Regions from separate parts of the Homo sapiens genome. Here region 1 is linked to region 2. The links are chromatin contacts, found by Hi-C or POLR2A ChIA-PET in ENCODE. All regions are on one chromosome and are shown on one strand. Each heading gives the region's core, a stretch centred on a gene start or an enhancer-like site at or near the end of the contact. The rest is flanking DNA. Distances are from core to core; before and after follow the strand shown.

The links. Hi-C counts contacts between places; a loop is a spot of excess contacts on that map. ChIA-PET counts read pairs that join two places held with the same protein, here RNA polymerase II (POLR2A). Pooled maps may share reads with other maps.
Region 1: a map of right lobe of liver shows a loop between it and region 2 (2.1-fold over the local background). The contact joins the promoter of LINC01430 here to the enhancer-like site in region 2. A Hi-C loop is called at or near these places in 4 of 168 maps with a recorded cell type or tissue (HepG2, dorsolateral prefrontal cortex, lower leg skin and 1 more) and 1 of 50 pooled maps. POLR2A ChIA-PET finds 5 or more read pairs at or near these places in 3 of 52 experiments (HepG2, MCF 10A and activated CD4-positive, alpha-beta memory T cell).

The regions. Positions count from the first base shown.
Region 1 is chr20:44,445,434-44,452,973 of GRCh38, reverse strand. It overlaps LINC01430 (long intergenic non-protein coding RNA 1430), which reads left to right and starts at 2,417. Exons shown (of 3, transcript NR_109893.1): 1 at 2,417-2,437; 2 at 2,884-3,014; 3 at 3,920-4,197. It overlaps LINC01620 (long intergenic non-protein coding RNA 1620), which reads left to right. Exons shown (of 3, transcript NR_132343.1): 3 at 801-990.
Region 2 is chr20:44,408,037-44,413,519 of GRCh38, reverse strand. The region is part of intron 3 of HNF4A (hepatocyte nuclear factor 4 alpha); the gene reads right to left. It overlaps MIR3646 (microRNA 3646), which reads right to left and starts at 5,400; the gene lies at 5,317-5,400. Within about 2 kb of position 2,124, at least 4 of the 41 ENCODE cell types and tissues checked have a DNase peak (open chromatin) inside an H3K27ac peak, as active enhancers do; they include right lobe of liver, where a contact is called at or near this core.

The DNA.
Region 1 (7,540 bases), core at 1,168-3,667, 39 kb before region 2:
TGAACTCAGGCAATTACAGAACCTTTCTGTGCGATTGTATAAAGAGAGATGTTAATATTTACCTTGCTGGGTTCTTATAAAGATTAAATGAGCTAATACTTGTGAAGTCAGTGCCTGGCACAAAATAAGTATTCAACATATATTGTTTGTTTATTTATTTATTTATTTTGAGATGGAGTCTCGCTCTGTTGCCCAGGCTGGAGTGCAGTGGCACGATCTTGGCTCACTGCAACCTCTGCCCGCTGGGTTGAAGCGATTCTCCTGCCTCAGCCTCCCAAGTAGGTAGAATTACAGGCATCTGCCACCACTCCCAGCTAATTTTTGTGTTTTTAGTAGAGACGGGGTTTCGCCATGTTGGCCAGGCTGGTCTCATACTCCTGACCTCAAGTGATTTGCCCGAGCCAGCCTCCCTAAGTGCTGGGATTACAGGCGTGAGCCACTGTGTCGGGCAGCTAGCTATTTATTATCTTTAAAATTAGTATGGGCAAGCTGATCATTTGACCTGCTGGGGTCACCAGCCATCCTAATCCGCTGAGACTGAGGGAGAGTTTCAGGACACAGGACTTTCAGAGCTAAAACTAGACAAGTCCTGGGCAAAAGAGGATGAGTTGGTCACCCTAGCCCTGCCTGATGGTAATATTTCCCTCCAGTTTAACAGACTGACCTTTTACTTGTATTAAATTACAGGTTTGATGTTGAAAATGATATTTGCACTACGTATTGTAGAACCCCTCTCAAGCATCCCTATGATATAATTTCTGCAAAACACTAATCTTGCTTATATTTTCCTCACGTTACAGATTGGGAAAGTGAGGCCCAGGGGTGCAAACCAGTCCAATATTAGCGGCAGAGCTCTTCCCTAGACCCGTCTTGAAGCTGCTGCCCCATCATTTCCTCCAGGTAGCTGGTGGATACTGTTTATCTGGTGCTCACTATGCCCTAGGTAACACTGTAAGTGATTTTCATTAAATTTAATCTCATTCAATCTTAGGAGGTGGGTTCTACCATTATAACCATTTTAGAGACGGGATGCTCATAGTTGTCTTCTGTCCCACTCACCCACCCATACCCCTGGGACTAGAATTCATTCATTTGGTACATCTTTGCCTGATTGTGGTTTCCTTGGAACTTTTGTTACAGGGAAACTCACCAGGGTTTCCTGGGTCTTGTTTAGCCATTGAGCCTAACCTTCTGTCTGTTTTAAGACTTTTTTTTGGGGGGGGTGGGGGGGACAGAGTCTTGCTCTGTCACCCAGGTTGGAGTGCAGTGGCGCAATCTCAGCCCACTGCAACCTCCACCTCCCAGATTCAAGCAGTTCTCCCTGCCTCAGCCTCCCGAGTAGTGGCTTGGGATTACAGGCGCTCACCACCATGCCCAGATAATTTTTTTTTTTTTTGGTATTTTTAGTAGAGACAGGGTTTCACCATGTTGGCCAGTCTGGTTTCAAACTCCTGACCTCAGGTGATCCACCCACCTTGGCCTCCCAAAATGCTGGGATTACAGGCGTGAGCCACTGAGCCTGGCCTTGTTTTAAGATATTTTTAAAGGACCTTTTGTTTCAATTGGCAAATGTCTGCTGCTCTCCTACTACTGGGGCTACGTGGTGACTGACAAAGAGACTTTGCCCTCAAGGACTCGAGGCTGCTGGGGAACCCCGCTCACCAGGGTCTCTCTCCACTGCACTATGGCCAGCTTGAGGGCAAGGATGGGGTCTTTTCATCTCTGTGTCACTAAGAGGAGATCAACAGCAGGTGTGGAAACTGGCAGATCACACCACAAAGCAGAGAGGCCAGCAGGAGTCCAGAATCCCAGCCATGAACTGTCGGGCTTCAGGCAGGGAGCAGTGGGAGACCCAAAGTCTCCGTGCTATTGATATTTGGGGCTGGCTAATTCTGTTGTGGGGGATGTCCTGTGCGGAGTAGGATGGTTAGCACTATCTGTTGCCTCTGCCAGTAGCATCTTCTCTACCAGTCATGACAACCTAAAGTGTCTCCAGACATCACCGAATGTCCCCTGGGGGCAAAGTCACCCCAGATTGTGAACCACTGGCTTAACTGAAGCAAACTTAATGAAGGAAGTGTTTGCAGAGGTGAGGCATGCAGGGACTGGCAACAGTGGGGAGCTGTTAGCACCCCAAGGCCAAAGAGGTGAGAGAGAGAATGGTGTTACTTGACCCAGAGATAGCTGGAGCCATATAAGTGAGGCTAAGACAGGAGTTAAGACCATGGAGAAATTCAGCCACTGCCAAAATTAAGGCAAAACAGGGAGGGAGCTGGGGGTGGCATAAACATGCCCAGTTCTCCCTCATCCTGCCCTTTTATCTCTGCCGATTCCTCCCCTTGGCTGAATGTATTGTGATGTCAGAAGGCACAGGTGCCTCCAGGCCACAGAGCAGGACAGACAGGGTTGGAGATTGGACCACTCGTGTGTGGATGAGGTGGGTAAGCAGAGAAGAACCATCACAGGGAGGCAGGAACAGGCCCCAGAAGACAGGACATTTGTGTACTTCTTGGAGGACGTGTACTTCCCCAGTTGGAGAAAGCTGGGAAACAGTATCTCACCAGCAGGAAGAGCAGGCATGAAGCCATGGAGCTCTGAGACAGCCTGGCTCCCTGCATTGTTTATTTAATTGTGATTGTTTGTTTGATTGATTCTGCTCTGTGTGCATGTGGTGAAAGTAAAACATTTCAAAAGGTACAAAAGGGCATAAAATGAGAAGTAGGTCTTCCTCCCACCCCGACCCCAGCTACCCAGCCCCCCAACACCCACCCCGAAAGCCATCTCACTCTCCGGTCTCTCATCGCCTTCCGGAAATAGTTGGTGCACATGCTAGCTTGTGTCACTTAAACTCCTAATTTGATTTAATTTCACGGGTGTTTACAGAGCCCCTACTGTGTGCAAAGAAATGAACTGAGCTCTCTGGCCTCACACCCTAAGCCCAACCCTGATCCACTAAGCACTGGCAGCTTCAGGCCCACCACTGCTGGCCTCCCATCTCTTTCTCCAAGCAACGGGTAAGCCTGTCACAGTTATGTTGTTCAATTTATTTTATTTTATTTTATTTTATTTTTTGAGGTGGAGTCTTGTTCTGTCACCCAGGCTGGAGTGCAGTGTAGCTATCTCAGCTCACTGCAACCTCTGTCTCCCGGGTTCAAGCGATTCTCCCACTGCAGCCTCCCGAATAGCTGGGATTACAGGCACCCGCCACTACGCCCTGCTAATTTTTGTGTTTTTAGTAGAGATGGGGTTTGACCATGTTGGCCAGGCTGGTCTTAAACTCCTGGCCTCAAGTGATCCACCTGTCTCGGCCTCCCAAAGTGCTGGGATTACAGGTGTGAGCCACCATGCCCGGCTTCAATGGATGTTTTGTGGATTGGACTGAATTAAAACTGAACCATTGGTGAGAAGCAAATTAGAATGCAGGAGACACATAAACCTTGGGTGTGGTTCAGGAGACCATGTGTTTTGGGGAGAGGAGTGAGGGTTCTGTCTCCAAAGACTTGCTCTTGCTGGAGCCAATGGACAGTTAGTTGTCTAAGAAGGGAATGCCTATAGTGTGACCTAGAGGGGGCGCTAGAGTGTGAGCAGGTTGGGACTTGATCTGGCTTAGATCAGTCCAGGGAAGACCAGATCTTGCCTGGCTACCCCCAGCTGGTGTCTGTAGCCCTTGGGGGAGTTTAAGACCAGGAAAGGGGAGTTTCTGGCCAGCTGCAGAAATGGGGAATTCCACAAACAACATGTAAACTTGTCGGTACCCGGAAGCAAACAACCAAATCTGGGTATCAGATGCCCAGGCAGAAGCCGGGAGGCCAGAGCAGCCCAGGTCTCCAGGAGCAGACAAGGACCAGGCTCTTCCTTGCCTGCCCTGCTCTTCCCTGCTGATGTCTTGTTCTCTCAACACCCGGCTCTTTCCTGACAGTGCCTGTGTGTTGAGCACTTCCAGACAAACACGCCTGCCATGATGGACCACATTTCTGTGCAGATGCTGAGTACACACCGTCTCCCACTCCCACGGCTGCTTTGCAAGGACAGTGTTAATGATCCTCACTTTGTAAACAAGGAAAACTGAAGCTCAGAAAGGAGGGATGGAGGGCGGTAAGGTTGGGCATCCTACACATATGGTGATATCATTGAACATTTTGTGTTGAAGAATGATGGAGTGTTGAACACAGAATCAGAGAATTTTACTTTATTTTATTTTTTGAGAAGGAGTCTCAATCTGTCAACCAGGCTGGAGTGCAGTGGCGCGATCTCGGCTCAGGGCAACTTCCACCTCCTGGGTTCAAGGGATCCTCCTGCCTCAGCCTCCCGAGTCGCAGGGATCACAGGCATGTACTACCAGGCCCGGCTAATTGTTTTGTGTTTTTGGTGGAGACGGGGTTTCACAATGTTGGCCAGGCTGGTCTCAAACTCCTGACCTCAAGTGATCTGCCCACCTTGGCCTCGCAAAGTACTGGGATTACAGGCATGAGCCACTGTGCCTGGCCAAGAATTTTAGAATCATAAAATCTAGGAGTCCTGGGCTCCTAGGTTACCAGTATAACCCACACTGCCACCAACTCCCTGTCCATTCCCCACACTGTAAATGAAATGTCTCTCTGGGGCCCACCTCCCATTCACTCAGGCCTCTTCTCTCACCTGGGATCTTGTTCCAGACTTGTCTCTTGTCTCTCCTCCTTCCAAACCCGTACACAGGAGCCAGAGGCATCTTTCCAAACTACCAAGCAGATTGTGCCACTCTGCTGCCCCTTAAAACCCTTCCCTGGCTCCCCTTTGCCCTCAGGATAAAGTTCAAACTCCTTGACATGGTTTACTAGGTTCTCAGTCATCTGGCCACAGTCTGGCCACTCTGCCTTCTACCGCCCCCCACCCCCAACTCTATACCAACCCATACAGAACTTGTTTTGCTTCACCAGATGTGCTGGATGCTGGCTCTCTCCCCTGACCCCTGGACCTTTGCACTGGCTGTTCCCGCTACCTGGAACACAGTCTACAACACCACCTCCTTCTCTGGTTGAAGTCCTCTCTCTTCCTGTTTGCTCTGAGGACAGTTTCTGCTCACATCCCTCCTGAATATCTGGGTTGGTGTTCCTTCATTTACCACAGTCCCCACCCCAGCTGCTGTGCTTACCATGTGACAGAGATCACTACATCATGTGTGCCCGTGTGTTTGCCTGTGTCCCCATCCACTCATGAGCCACAGGAGGGCAGATATCGGGATCATCTTTTCTCTACTGAATCCCTAGCACCCAGCACTGTGCCTGGCAGAGAAGAGTTGTTCAGCCAAGATATATGTTGATAAATGAATCATAAGATGTTAGAATCACAAGCTTTTAGAGCCATGGACTTGGTGAAACAGAAGCCTAAAGTCTCAGAATTATATAATCCTAGACTTAGCATTAATTATACACAGAAACTGAGAATCTCCGAATCTTAGGATCTCAAGGTTGAAAGAATTCTTATATAGGCATCTTGTCCAAGGACTATCAGTGGATTAGGAAAATTTTAATTGTGCCCTTCTATATTATTTAATGTATATTTTTACATTTATTTATATAAAAACTATAATACATTTGTCTTTCAAACATTTATTTTATTTTAATAAAAGTTTAGTTGGCGCCTATTGAGTGAGAATGCACTCACCGCAGCGGCCCCAAACATTTATTTTTATAATGTGTCCTTCTATATTTATTAAGCACTTATTTATTAACCAATATTAATTAGCCTATTTATTCTGTGACCAGACACTGTGCTAGGCAACTATGTGAGTCATCTATGTCTGCATAACTAATTACTAATTACCTTAATTTTAAAACAACAAACATGTATTATATCATAGTTTCTGTGTGGTAGGACTTCAGAAATGGCTTGGCTGGATGGTTCTGGCTTAGATCTCTCATGAGGTTGTAGTCAAAATACCAGCTGGGACAGTGATCCCCTGAAAGCTTGACTGGGGCTTGAGAATCCACTTTCAATTTGGCTCACTTGCATGGCTGGCAGTTGGCAGGAGGCCTCAATTCCTCCCATGTGGACCTTGCCATAGGATTGCTTGAGTGTCCTTACAGCATGGCTGCTGGCATCCCCAGAGCAAGGGATTCAAGGTGGCAAGATGAAATCCACAATGCCTCTTATCATCTAGCCTCAAAAGTCACACTCCATCTTTTTCACAATATCCTAGTGATTACACAGACAACGCTACTCAGTTTGGGAGGGGAGTAAATAATGGTGGGAATACCAGGAAATGGGGATCACTGGGGGACATCTTGGAGGCTGGCTACCACAGCAGCATTGAATGAGACTAGAGTCTCTGCTCTTATGGAGTTAACAGTCTAGAGAGGGAAGGATAGAGGAAGACAATCAAACAAGACAATTAGTTAGAGCTGGAGTAAGCAAACTACATTCATAGGCCAAATCCAGCCTACTGCCTACTTTTGTAAATAAAGTTCATTGAACTCAGCCACACCCATTCACTTACATATTGCTTATGGCTGTTTTACGCTGTAAGAGCAGACTTAAGTAGTTGCAGCAGGGACTGTATATCCTGCAAAGCCTCGTGTATTTAGCCAAGTGATCAGGGAAGGCCTCTCCAAGAGGCAACGTTTGAGTAGGGACCTGAATGTTTAGAAGGAAGTGGCCATGAGAAGAGCTGAGGACAGAATGTTCCAGATAAAGGGAACATTAGGGTAAAGGCTGTGAAATGGGAACAGCTTTAGTGTGTTGAGGAACAGGGAGGAGCCCAAGGGGGCTGGAATGGAGTGACCATGGGGAGATGATCTCATAGGCGTGATCAGGAACCAGGTTCTGTAGGACCTTGGGGCCCTGGTGAAGAATTTAAAATTGTTCCAAGAATGATGGGAAGCCATTGGAGGGTTTTAAGCAGAGAGAGGTAGGATCTGATGGGGATGGTAGAGATGCCTGGTGTAGTTTGGCCCCATTCTTTGAGCAAGATGGTGCCTCTACTGGCCCCCTAGAGTGCAGCTGTCCCGGAACCTGTTAGTGTTGACAAGAGTCAGGTGAAGACCTTTGGCATCATCCCACAATTACATGTTCAGGTCTTACCAATCCTTCTGATCTGGAAGTCCTTTCTTTTGACTCACTCTGAGTCCCTTGCTGTCCCTTGCCAGCCTGCCTCTTCTGGATCTAAGAAATCTGTGAAGTTGGAAAGAACACTGCATTTTGAGCCCTGGGTTCCAGACCGTGCCCTTCCCTGACTTGCCTGCAACAGTCCAGCAGCCTCTCTGTGTCTCAGTTTCCTTGTCTGTAAAATGAAGGGAGAGTCCAGTCTGCCTGGCCCAAGACCAGGTGATTAAATGTCCTAGGAAGAGCATGAAGGGCGTGTGGCAGCATGGGTTGGGATGGACTTGGCCAGACTGGGGTTGCTGAGGTGAGCAGTGGGAAGTAGGGGTGGTTGGTACATTGGGAAGAAGGCTTCCGGCTAACCCTCCTCAGCTAGAGTTTTTTGGTTTTTTTTTCTTGAGATGGAGTCTTGCTCTGTCTCCCAGGCTGTAGTGCAGTGGCGTGATCTTGGCTCACTGCAACC
Region 2 (5,483 bases), core at 875-3,374:
CACATATCACAACTGCCCCCAACACAATGGAGAGGCTATAAGAGTGATCCACCCATCAGCAGGGGCGCGCAAGACAGTGAAGACTCGGCTATGGGTTTAAAATTGGTCTTGAGCATTGAGGAGGGGATCTGACTAGCTTAAAGATGTTCAAGCTCTGGTCTACAAAAGGGTCCCTTTCTTTCCAAATGAAAGTGAGTAAAGCAAGCAAAACAAATTACTCTGGGTGACAAGGAGATGGCCTGGGGATTCCTGAACAAGAGGATCTGGGGGCTCCAACTGCCTTGATGGTTTTGTCCATCAGCAGGAGCTGCATGTACTCCAGACTAACCTCAGCATCAGCAAGGCCAGGCGCTGTCTCCCTCCCTCCCACTGCTGCTCTGTTCCAGGCACTGAGGGATCTGGAGCCTACGCCCACCGGGGCCCCAGGCTCCACTGCCTGCTCCCATCTGGGTCAGTCCTGGCCTGAGATAGAAGATGATCCTTCCACCATCCCGACAGTGGATGGGATAGCCCTTGGAGTCCAAGAGGCCTCACTGTGGAATGAGGCTTGGCTGATTCAGAAAGGAGGGAGGTTGAAGCTGCACCAGACCCGGCTTCCTGTCTGGAACCTGCCACTCTGTGTGCCGGTGGCAATCGCAGCCTCTCTCTGGGGCTCAGTTTCCCTACCCGTAGGCATTTCCCTGCCAGCCGGCTCCCTGCACTCTTTCTCGTCTCAGGGACTGGCATCAAGCCTGGCCACCTTCCTTGGCTTCCCCTCACACCCCAGTGCTGTCGTGATCCTGACAAACAGACCTGCTGCTCCCTCCCTGCTCCCAGGCCCGCTGTCTCTCCTGGATTAGATCAGCCTCCTCCTGGGCTCTGCTTCTGCCTTGCGCCTGCAGTCTGTGTTCCTCTCAGAGACAGAGGGATCCGTTCAAGTCATGTCGCCTGCTGCTCAAAACCAGTGCCTTCCAACCTCACAAGTCCCCAGGGCCCTTCCTCTCCTCTCGGATCGCACCTTTTACCGGCTTCCCCCTACACACTCTGTCCGCGAAAACCCGCCTCCCCACCTGGACGCATCCGCACGCTTGTAGGCTGCTGTGGTCACTGCCTGGGGTTCCCTTTCCTGCACAGCGCAGCAGCATCTTCATTTCACTCCTGCCTCTGCACAAATGTCGCCTTTCAGACACCCTCTCCAGCCACCCTGTCTAACACAACATGACTCCCACCCTGGCCCTGCCCCCCATGCTTTATTTTTCTTCAAGTCACTTATTGTAGAATTATTTGTTACTTCCTTTACTATCTGTCTCTCTCTGAGAAGGAAAGCTTCAGAAGGCCAAAACTCCATCCCTCTAGTTCACTGCTGTAGTCCCAGCCACCAGAACAGGGCCTGGTTCACAGTAGGTACTCAATGAATATTTGTGCAGTGAGAGAACGAAGGCATTGGAAGAGACAAGCTCTAATTCTTTTTCTTTTTTTTTTTCGAGATGGGGTCTCATTTTGTTGCCCAGGCTGGACTGCAGTGGTGCAATCATAGCTCACTGCAGCCTCAACCTCCTGGGCTCAAGCGATCCTCCTGCCTCAGCCTCCCGAATAGCTGGGATTATAGGCGTGTGCCACCACGCCTGGCTAAATTTTTTTTTTTTTTTGAGAGACGGGGTCTCATTAGGTTGCCCAGGCTGGTCTCGAAAACCTGGCTTTAAGTGATCCACTCAGCCTCACAAAATGCTGGGATTACAGGTGCGAGGCACCACACCTGGTCATAAACTCTAATTCTTATAAGAACCCTATTTCTCCAGGGAACATTGACACCCCAGCTATTCAACTTTCTCTTGATGTTGACACATTGTTAAAATCAGAGAATAAAAGTCAAATCCTTTGCACTTGAGCCCGGGAGTCAGTGGATAGAACAGAAGTCCAGAGGCAAGCAACCTCCTCTCAGACCACCATGTGGACGGGGCCAGCTCAGAGCACGGCTTCCCTGACCGGGCCGTCCACCCCACCCGCCCACACCCCTCCCACGGCAGCCTCCTGCCAGCACCCGCACCCACCCATCAGGGCGCCGAGTGGCCGGCGGGCGGAATGAAAGGGCTGCTGTCAGCAGCTGCGGATAGGGCTCCTCAAGGTTAGGCGGGCGTTATCAGTGCCCGGCGCGAGCTCAGTCACGGAATGATGTTTTCCAAATGTTTGCTCAGTATTAGCAGGGTCGGGGACCTAATGTAACTTCTATTGAATATTAACCGACCTGGGCAGAGGCGGAGAGGTGATGAGCCTGTCTTCCCAGGGAACTCCTGGGTAGGGGGCTGTGGGGAGCAGGGCAGGGGCTTCCGAGGAAGGCCTCTTCAGATGGCCCCTGGCCCATCACCTACGCTCACCTCCTGCAACTCTGGGTCCGCTTTCTGGGCTGGGTTTTTGATGCCAGGAGCCGAATATTTGTCCTGGGCCTGACAGCTTAGGCCAAGGCAGGTGTCTGTCTCCCTGGCTTTCGGTTGCAGGAAAGAATTCTTGACCTGCTGTTGGCCCACTGACCCCCAGGGTTCTCCCTGGATTCTTTGGCCTTCCAGGGAGCCCCTTCCAGCCATGGTGGACTATCCTGTGGCAGAGACTTATAGGCCCATGAGACCTGAAGCCCCTCTCTGTGGTCGAGAGAAAGTTTCAGCCATCTAGATCAAGAAATGTGCCTCCCAAGCTGATCACTGCAAGTTTCACTCCAGGGAGCTTGGTGTCTGCTCAGCTCTGGGGAGCCTGAGTTCTAGACCTGACTCCACCCCTGACCCGTCACATCACCTCTCTAGCCTCAGTGTCCTCTTCTGTAAAGTGGGGAGCAGGTAGATTTGATGACCTCTTATAGACTCAGCTGGTCTTGAAATCCTACCTTTCCAGCTCACACTTTCTGGTTCTCAGGGACTATTTTAGGGTTTCAGTCCTCAAATTCTCCTAAGGTCATCAAGAAAAAGAAATAAAAACTTGTCCCAACTCTCCTGGCCAGTGAGACTTCCACCGAGACTTTCTTTTGGCTTTGGGAGCTTCCCAGCAGGCTGAGGAGGGGTGGTGGGGCCTAGAAGACAGGCACAGCTAGGAATACCCTCATTTCCTATGGCTTGACCACAGTGGCAACTGAACACTTTGTCACTCTGGCCCGTTCTCAAAACAACCAAGTGACTGCATGTGTCATGATCTTCCAGGTAACCCAGGCATGTAAACAAACACTAGCATCGACTAACCCACGCTCACTCGCCATCAGCCAACTCTCCTATCCTCCGGGCAGCATGTCCGTTTCCCTGGGCCAGGAAGCAAGCAGCTATTTTCAAGGCTGAGCTAAGGCTGAATGGTCTGGGGCTCTCATCCCCCTTCCAGGAGCCTAGTAAGGGGTTTGCTGGCTTTGCAGCAGCTCAAGAAAGGGCCAGGGGCCGGGCGCAGTGGCTCATGCCTATAATCCCAGCACTTTGGGAGGCCGAGGCGGATCACCTGAGGTCAGGGGTTCCAGACCAGCCTGGCCAATATGGTGAAACCCTGTCTCTACTAAAAATACAAAATTAGCCAGGTGTGGTGGCACATGCCTGTAATCCCAGCTACTTGGGAGGCTGAGGCAGGAGAATCACTCACACCCAGGAGGTGGAGGTTGCAGTGAGCCGAGATACTGCCATTGCACTCCAGCCTGGGCAACAAGAGCGAAATTCCATCTAAAAAAAAAAAAAAAAGAAGGGACCAGGGAACAAACACACCCATCCTAGTGGGCAGTGTGACTTGTGCAGGTAGGTCAGGGAGTGAGGAGCGAGACTCATAGGGCTGAAGGGTTCATTATCCAATGTCCTCATTTTATAGATGGGAAAACTAGAGCCCAGAAGAGACAGAAATGTCCCTAAATTACACAAGTGAAAATGACTCTGGATGTCTAATAAAAGACATTTATAACAACTGACCACACGCAGGACCAGGCCACACGCAGTGGAGGTGGGTAGCCATCCACTCAGGAGGGCTGCCAACCCCTCTCCCATCTGCCTGTCACAGACCTGAACTTTCACTGTGAGAGAGCTGTTCTCTCAAACACAGTGCCCTCTGGATGACACCTATGAGGAATCATAGTGCCTAAAATCTTAGGCTTTTGGGATAATGGAATCACTGACTAATACAACCACAGAAATGTTGGAACCTTAGACTGTAGTTCTCAATCTTTTTCTTGCCTCCAACTGTTCACACATGCATCAGGTTCCCATTCATAATCTTTCCCAGTCCACAAAATGGAAGTTGAAGTGGATGAGACAGGCTTAACCCCATTGAAAACTGGGTTTGGGAGAGGAGGGAGTATTTGCAGCTTAAAAAGCCCCTCTTGCCCTTGGAGAACCACTGATATCTAGATGTTAGAATTGCAGCGTTCAGAGCAGGCCTTGGGGACCACCCACTCCTGCATCGGGATCAGCAAGCCCAGATTTTCCAAGACAGCTCATGAGCCCAGACTAAGGTCCCATAAGGATGAGACATAGAAGATATTTCCAAGGGAGGGGGCAGAGAAAACAGGGGGCCAGGAGCAGATACAGGGGAAAGAGAGTCTACCAAAGCCTCCCCTCCCCTCCTTCTCAGTGGGCCCTGGAGCAAGCTGGGTCCTACGTTCCTGCTTCTGGGGTGTGCTGGGGTGATGGGGGTGAGGGGTGTTTGTACCGAACTAGCAGGACTAGACCAAGGTTTGGCTGGTACGGCACAACTGTGGGCTAGAAGGGAAGGTCTGGGACTAGTCGCAGAGCTGGGAAAGGTTGAGTTTAGAGGAGCAGGAAATGAAGAGATTCGAAAATGAACTCGTTACTTTTTTATTTTTTTTGAGAGAGTCTCGCTGTCTTGCCCAGTCTGGAGTGCAGTGGCATGATCTCAGCTCACTGCAACCGCCTCCTCTTGGGTTCAAGCAATTCTCCTGCCTCAGCCTTCCGAGTAGCTAGGACTACAGGCATGCACCACCACGCCCAGCTAATTTTTTTGTATTTTTAGTAGAGACGGGGTTTTACCATGTTGGTCAGGATGGTCTCGAACTCTTGACCTCAAATGATTTGCCTGCCTCGGCCTCCCAAAGTGCTGGGATTACAGGCCTGATTCACTGCGCCTGGCCTCAAGTTACTTTAAAGCAGTTAAAAGATTTTTGCTTCCCTTGCTTGGGCTGAAAACAATTTTAAATGTCCCTGGTATCTGGAGAGCATAAAATAATAGACAGTGCTGAAGTGTGGTCCAAATAGCAGAAGCTCTGGGACTTCAGATCTTCCAAGGATCAGTTGTGGGGCCCTAGGCAAGTTGCTTAACCATTGTGGGCCTCAGTTCCTTCATCCACAAAAAGGGAGGAATTGTAATAGGTTCAATGGGCTGGGCTCATTTCATTTTCACAACATTTTCCCATATAGGGTTGTCATGAAAATGAAATGAACCCAACCTACTGAAGTGTGGAAAAAGCACAGCCCAGTGACTGATACCTGCTGGTAGCAGGAAGCCTGGCAAGACCTTAATAAATGTTGTGCTCTGGT